2 separate regions of the Mus musculus genome follow, and region 1 is linked to region 2. The links are chromatin loops, found by intact Hi-C in ENCODE. Cell type or tissue: heart. All regions are shown on one strand. Links, peaks and the distances in the headings refer to the core of each region. The heading gives the core; the rest is flanking DNA.

Region 1 (2,921 bases), core at 107-2,606, 150 kb after region 2:
ATAGAAGAGAAAAGAGAAATGAAATTATCAAATTTGCAGCTAAACGGATGGGGCTGGAAAGAGTCATCCTGAGTGAGGGAACTTGGATGCAGAAAGACAAAATATTACATGTTTGTGATATGAATGCAGACCTTGAATTTTTTAATATGTGTGTTTCATTTGGAATAATCTCAGAGATCAGGAAGCTAGTAAGGGGTCATAGGGTGTCTTTCAGGGGACACGAGACAGCATGCAGTGATATAACAGGGAAAATGTGAATCATGGAACAGGAAAGGTTTAATGGAGTCAAGGTGGGCGTCAGGGTAGAGGAGGGCATTCAGAGACAGTTAATTAATATTAAGTACATTTCAATATGGAAACCTACTACTGGAGAAGCATCCTAAAATATATACATATACATAAATAAGAAGATTGAATAGAGTTACCCTGTGACAGGACATTCAGTGATTGACTTTAAGAACTGTTGTTTGAGTTTAGTGGCTTGAATTTCATAAAAGGAATCATTAGATGGGTTTTGGCTTGTGTCTAGGACAGTATTTTCAGCAACTGCTCAAATGGCCCTCAGCATTGATGACTATAAAGTAACAATGTGGATCAGCTTTGAAAAGCATCAAAGATGTTCACTGTCCTACAGCCAAGATTTAGAACTTTACATAAAAACAAACCAGCATACCATCCCATCAGTGCTCTAGTTGCTCTTCAGAATGTAGTAATAGTGTTTACATGCACCCTTGGGTGCTGGTGTGGTGGTGAGAGGACAATGTTAGGAGCTGATCTTTTGTTTGTTTGTTTTTTGTTTTTCTAGAGGAGCTGATTTTTAACTCACCCCCTCCCCGCCCCCACAGGCCCGTGTCTTTCTTGTTCCTACCATACTTCATCCTCCAGACTAGCTGACCCATGAGCTCTGAAGGGTCTCCAGATTCCCATCTCCCATCTTGCTATACCAGTGCTGGGTTAAGATGTTCATTATTGTATCCGGCTTTTTATATGGGTTCTTGGGATCAAACTCAAGTCATCAGGGTTGTATGGAAAACACTTTTGCCTAGTAAACCATTGAGCCAGCTACCAATTTTGGTTTTTTATGCGGCAATTTACCTGGGGTCTTGTAAAATAGTTCCAGTAAAAGGCTACAAATGTAGAGAAGCAGCCCTGACACTGAAGAACATGGACAGTCTAAGTGGGTGGGGCTTAGCTGTACCCAGTAGAGGGCAGTGATGGACAACACATGGGTATATCTATCCGGCCTGTCTCTCCTGCTCCTAGGATTGCTAATGGCAAGGCATAACAAAGCCTATTCAGCACTGTGCATACCAGCACTGTAAGCAGATTTGGTGAGTCCGTTGATACAATCTTGCAATGATTATGCTGTTATTTTCAACATTTAAAGGTGCTTGGGACATTTATAAGACTCTAAGTCATTACCGGGCAGATGATTGCATTTCATGTTTAAGAGGTTGGGGATATCTATTGAGTTAAAAGTATAAAATCCTGATTTATTAATTGTAGAAGTAATTTGTGGATATCTAGAGGGCTGTGAACTGTTTCTTTTTTCTCTCATTGGAGGTTAGACAAAATGTGGAGGTAGCGAGTCACTCGGTGTGCACAGAACCCCATGGACACCCTTTGAGGATGCTGGAAGACTGACTGAGGAGAAGAGCATCATTTCTATGATCTCTCCACAACCCAGTGGGGCAGGGTATCAGATGTCCTCTTGCACAAGGGCCTCCTAGGCCCCACCCATACACCCCAGAAGTTTGCCTCAAGGTTCCCTTGATCCACAAAAGCTGGAAAAGGAACAAAAGTCAGATAAGGAGAGTCTGGCCTCTGCCTGGCAGAGACTTAAAAGACTCCCAGCTCAAAGGGCAAGTGGTGCCCTTTGCCTTAGGAGCTGTCTGTGCCTCAGTTTCCACACCCTCTCTCAGTGCCCCTGCCCTGCCTGAAGAACTGCAGCATTCCCCACCTCTATTCTGCTCGAGCTGCATGTGTGGCAGGCACCTGGAAGCAGAACCAGCCTCCTGTCTCTCTAATGAGTTAAAGCTAAGCATGGTCTGGAAGAGTGGCCAGGGCCAGCTGGATCTGCCAGCTCAGGAAGCCTGGCTCTCCCAGGCCCTTATCTGGATTTGTGTTCTTTTCCAGCCCTCTGCTCATGCTGCCCACAGGGTTTTTCAGGCTCCTCAAACCATATGGATTTTCCAGTTCATGTGGCCTGTGTTTCACACCACATCTATCTATAACCCTCTTTGAGGGGGCTGAAGGAAAACAAGCAAATTCCTCATCAGTGAACCAGGCAGCAGGTTTACTAAGCACATAATTTGCTAGTATTTGCTTTGTTCAAAATGTGTGGCTAGTTAATACATCCATATGGAAAAAGTTATAAATGTACAAAAGCATATTAAGTGAAACATTCTTCTCCCACCCATGTCCCCAACTACTACAGCCTTGTCCTGGAGACAAATGCTATTACCAGGTTTTCATGTATTTTTTTTTCTGTGCATATATCAGGGCATACACAGTTGGTTTCACTTGAAATTCATTCTTTGGGGAGGAAGAAGGGGGAGAAGAGATAAGTTATAACCACTGAAGTATACAAGGCCAAAGCCATTTATGAGAAAGGCTACATTTCTGGGCTTGGGTGTGAAGCTTAGACACACTGGTACCAGAAAGAGATTAACAGAAATAGGACAAAAGAAGGAAGAGACGAGAAGAGGAAAGAAGGAAGGATAGATTTTCTTGCTATTCTTGCAGTTAACTTTGCCCTTGAGTTTTGACCAGTAGGCTGAGAGCAAAAGTGAAATATACAATTTCCAAGTTGGGTCTTGAGGGGAAAAGGTATATTCTGGTGAACTATGGGGATCTTTCAGACAGAAGACATAAACTTAGGATGGTGTAGTAACAGTACAAAAAAAAAAAAAATCTACTCC
Region 2 (2,921 bases), core at 271-2,770:
AATTGATTATAAACAGCTCCATTTTGAGGCATGACAGCCAAAGACTGTCCTAAGGGCCATGAGAAACTCACTAGCTAGACATACTATGACACCCATCTCATCTAGTCTTGAATAACATCTAAATATCAGCAGACTGTAACAGAGAATATAAAGGTTCAAGATTTCCCAAGGGCATGGAAATGGTGAGGGTAAAGTCCAGACTTGGACTTGGGTCTTCAGACCTCCTCAGTCCTCCAAGGGTTCTTTGCTCTCTACACTGTGTTAACTCATAAAGGACAGAAATGCTAGAAAACACAATAAAAGAGAAATTAGGGTAGACTGCATTGAGGCACTGAAGAAGAAGTGTGACTTGATAGCTTGGTAGATTGTATGTAAACAGCAAGGGGGAACATTTGCAAGGTGTTAACAGGAAAACATGCGTTGAAAGAGTAACAAAGTCTATTCATGGGCCACTCATATAAATGTAATGTTAAGGAAGTGGACAAAGGTTCAGAGACATGGAGGACAAAACAGAAACTCTGACAACTGTATATTCTAATCCTGAAAAGGAAGCAAGAAGAGAAGGGAGGGCAAATAGAGGGAGGTCTTAAAACCGAGTGGTTGAGAATCATCAAAGGCATGTGTTAACGTTGTACAGAGATACTTAATATTCCCTTTGCCAACCAGGGAGTACAGGCAGATTTCTAATAAAGATCAAACAGGGTAACTTCTCAGTTGCAGTAACAGAAGCCATAGGAAATTAGATTAATATAGTCAGTGTGCTAAGAGCAAAACAACTACATTTAATAAGACAATCTTTCAAGGAGATGGGTACAATAAAGTCATCCTCAGAAAAGTAATTTGAGGAAGTTAATTAATAAAGGATATATTTCAGAAAAAAAAAGAAAGAAACTATTCCCTGGCAGAGAATGTGAGAATCCAGAAGGAATCGTGAGTACATGTTGTAGGTCAGTATAAAAACAAACAAACAAACAAAACTAATATCACAGCACAATGAGAACAGACAAGAGTTTTTTAAGATCAATTATAATAGATAATGAACATTCAGTACCTATACACAATGGAATTTTATTCAGCTGTAAAAGAAAATGAAATGATGGAATTTGCAGCAAGATGGATGGTTGGGAAATAAGTGGAGTAACCCAGACTCAGAAAGACAAACGTGTTTTTCCCACTCAAGTATGTATTCTAGCATCAAATCTTTATACATGTGTGTTTAATTTGGAGTACCTACAGAATCCAGAACTAGAAATGAGCCATTCCTGCAGAGGGGGTTGAAATATATTAAGGGAGGAGGTATCCTATTTTGGTTTCTATTTTTCTGATAAACAAAAACAATTTGAGAAGGAAGGTTTCATTGGATTACAGTTGTGGTACATCACTGAGGGAAGTCAGGATAGGAAGGAGCTCAAGGCAGGAATTAGAGGCAGAATCTGAGCAAAGGCTTGGTCCCTGTGATTTGCCCAGCCTTCCTTCTTAGATCACCAAGAACCACCTAAATGTGAGGAGCAATGCCTGCAGAGAACTGGGCCTTGTTTTACATATCTGCTTACAGGCAAACCAATGGAATCATTTCCTCAACTGAGAGTCTTCCTCCCAAATAGCTTCAGCTTGTGTCACGTTCAAGGCAAAGAACTAACCAGGACAGGGCAAGAGCAGAAATCAAAAGATAATGGAAGCAGAAAATGAATGAGGAAAAGAATTCAACAAAGTATGAAAGGCAAGATTAACTGAAGAGTAAACACACTGAGACTCCTTTTATGTCACAGAACTAACGAAGTGCTGAGAAATTAACAGATAAGCAACAAGTGGAAGAAAAGATAGATAAAGCATTTGGAATCAGGATCCCACCTGGTGGAAGAGAGGGGTCTGCACTTGCACAGCACACAGAGCTCCTCAAGATTGTTGCTGTGCCCACTCAACCTTTTCTTCTTGACCTCAGTGCCCTCAGTGGGCATCTCTACTTGACCTTGTACTTTCTAGCTCTCAGTATGGTAAGTAAATAAATGTATACTCCTTATAGATTACCCAGACTCAGATAGCTGTTATAGCCATCCAAATAGACTATGACAACTTGCAGTTACAAACAATGATGGGAACAAGACACTAACACAAGACCTTCATGGCATAAAAGCCTACAGAGGACGACAGAAACAGACAGATGGATCTAAGGATGCTCCTTAAGGATGCTCTCTAAGGATTAGAAAGCAAGAGGCTGACTCAACGAAACTGGAGGGCTAACCATGACTACAAGAAGCTAAAGTGAGACTACCCATGGCCACCTTCACTAAGAACGGAATCAAAACTCAGCACGATACAGACATATTCTAGGTCAGCAGAGAGTAGAACTACTAGGACGTGCGGCCTTGTTGGAATAGGTGTGGTCTTGTTGGAGGAAGTGTGTCTCTAGGGGTGGGCTTTGAGGTCTCAAATGCTTAAGCTGAATCCAGTGTTTCTCTGTTCCTGCCACCCATGGATCTCTCAGTTATTCTCCAGCTTGATGTCCACCATGACAGCAATGGACTAAAAGTCTGAACTCTAAGTCAGCCCCAGTTAAATAATTTCCTTTATTAGAGTTGCTGTAGTCATGGTGTCTCTTAGCAGCAATAGAACACTGACTAGGACTCCAGCCATCTCAGGAAGCCAGCCTCTATGTCTGCAAACACTGCATACATTCAGAAGAGAAAGTTCTGTGGAGTTGGAAATACTTCCCCTGGAAAAGGTCAGAAGAATTAATTTTACATAAAAACTTAGTCACAGAGAAGCAAGAAGGTCAAATCACATTACCGTGAGAGGAAAGTAGTGACCAGAAGTTCTCCCCTGTAGGTGACACATGCATATGTCACCCACATGTATGCACAGTTTGCCCTCTATATACCTGCAGGTTCTGCAACAACAAAAGACAACATCAGGAGAATCTA

Evidence for each region. Hi-C counts contacts between places; a loop is a spot of excess contacts. Peaks named below come from ENCODE experiments on the same cell type or tissue, not always from the same donor. Only the 100,000 strongest peaks of a DNase experiment are listed, where the experiment ranks them.
Region 1: it touches region 2 in a loop (1.9-fold over the local background); 4 of 42 quality-filtered maps call a loop at or near these places.

The regions. Positions count from the first base shown.
Region 1 is chr14:40,977,971-40,980,891 of GRCm38, forward strand. Gm31839 (a long non-coding RNA gene) reads left to right here. Exons shown (of 3, transcript XR_874532.1): 3 at 1,569-2,921. Among named protein-coding and RNA genes, the nearest start is that of Gm31839, 5.1 kb to the left of the region's middle. In heart, for the core only: a CTCF peak has its summit at 1,198 (motif pointing right); a DNase peak (open chromatin) is centred at 1,211; H3K27ac peaks cover 597 bases.
Region 2 is chr14:40,823,239-40,826,159 of GRCm38, forward strand. All of the region lies in intron 6 of Sh2d4b (SH2 domain containing 4B), which reads right to left. Among named protein-coding and RNA genes, the nearest start is that of Sh2d4b, 69 kb to the right of the region's middle. In heart, for the core only: no CTCF peak of the experiment used is centred there; no DNase peak of the experiment used is centred there.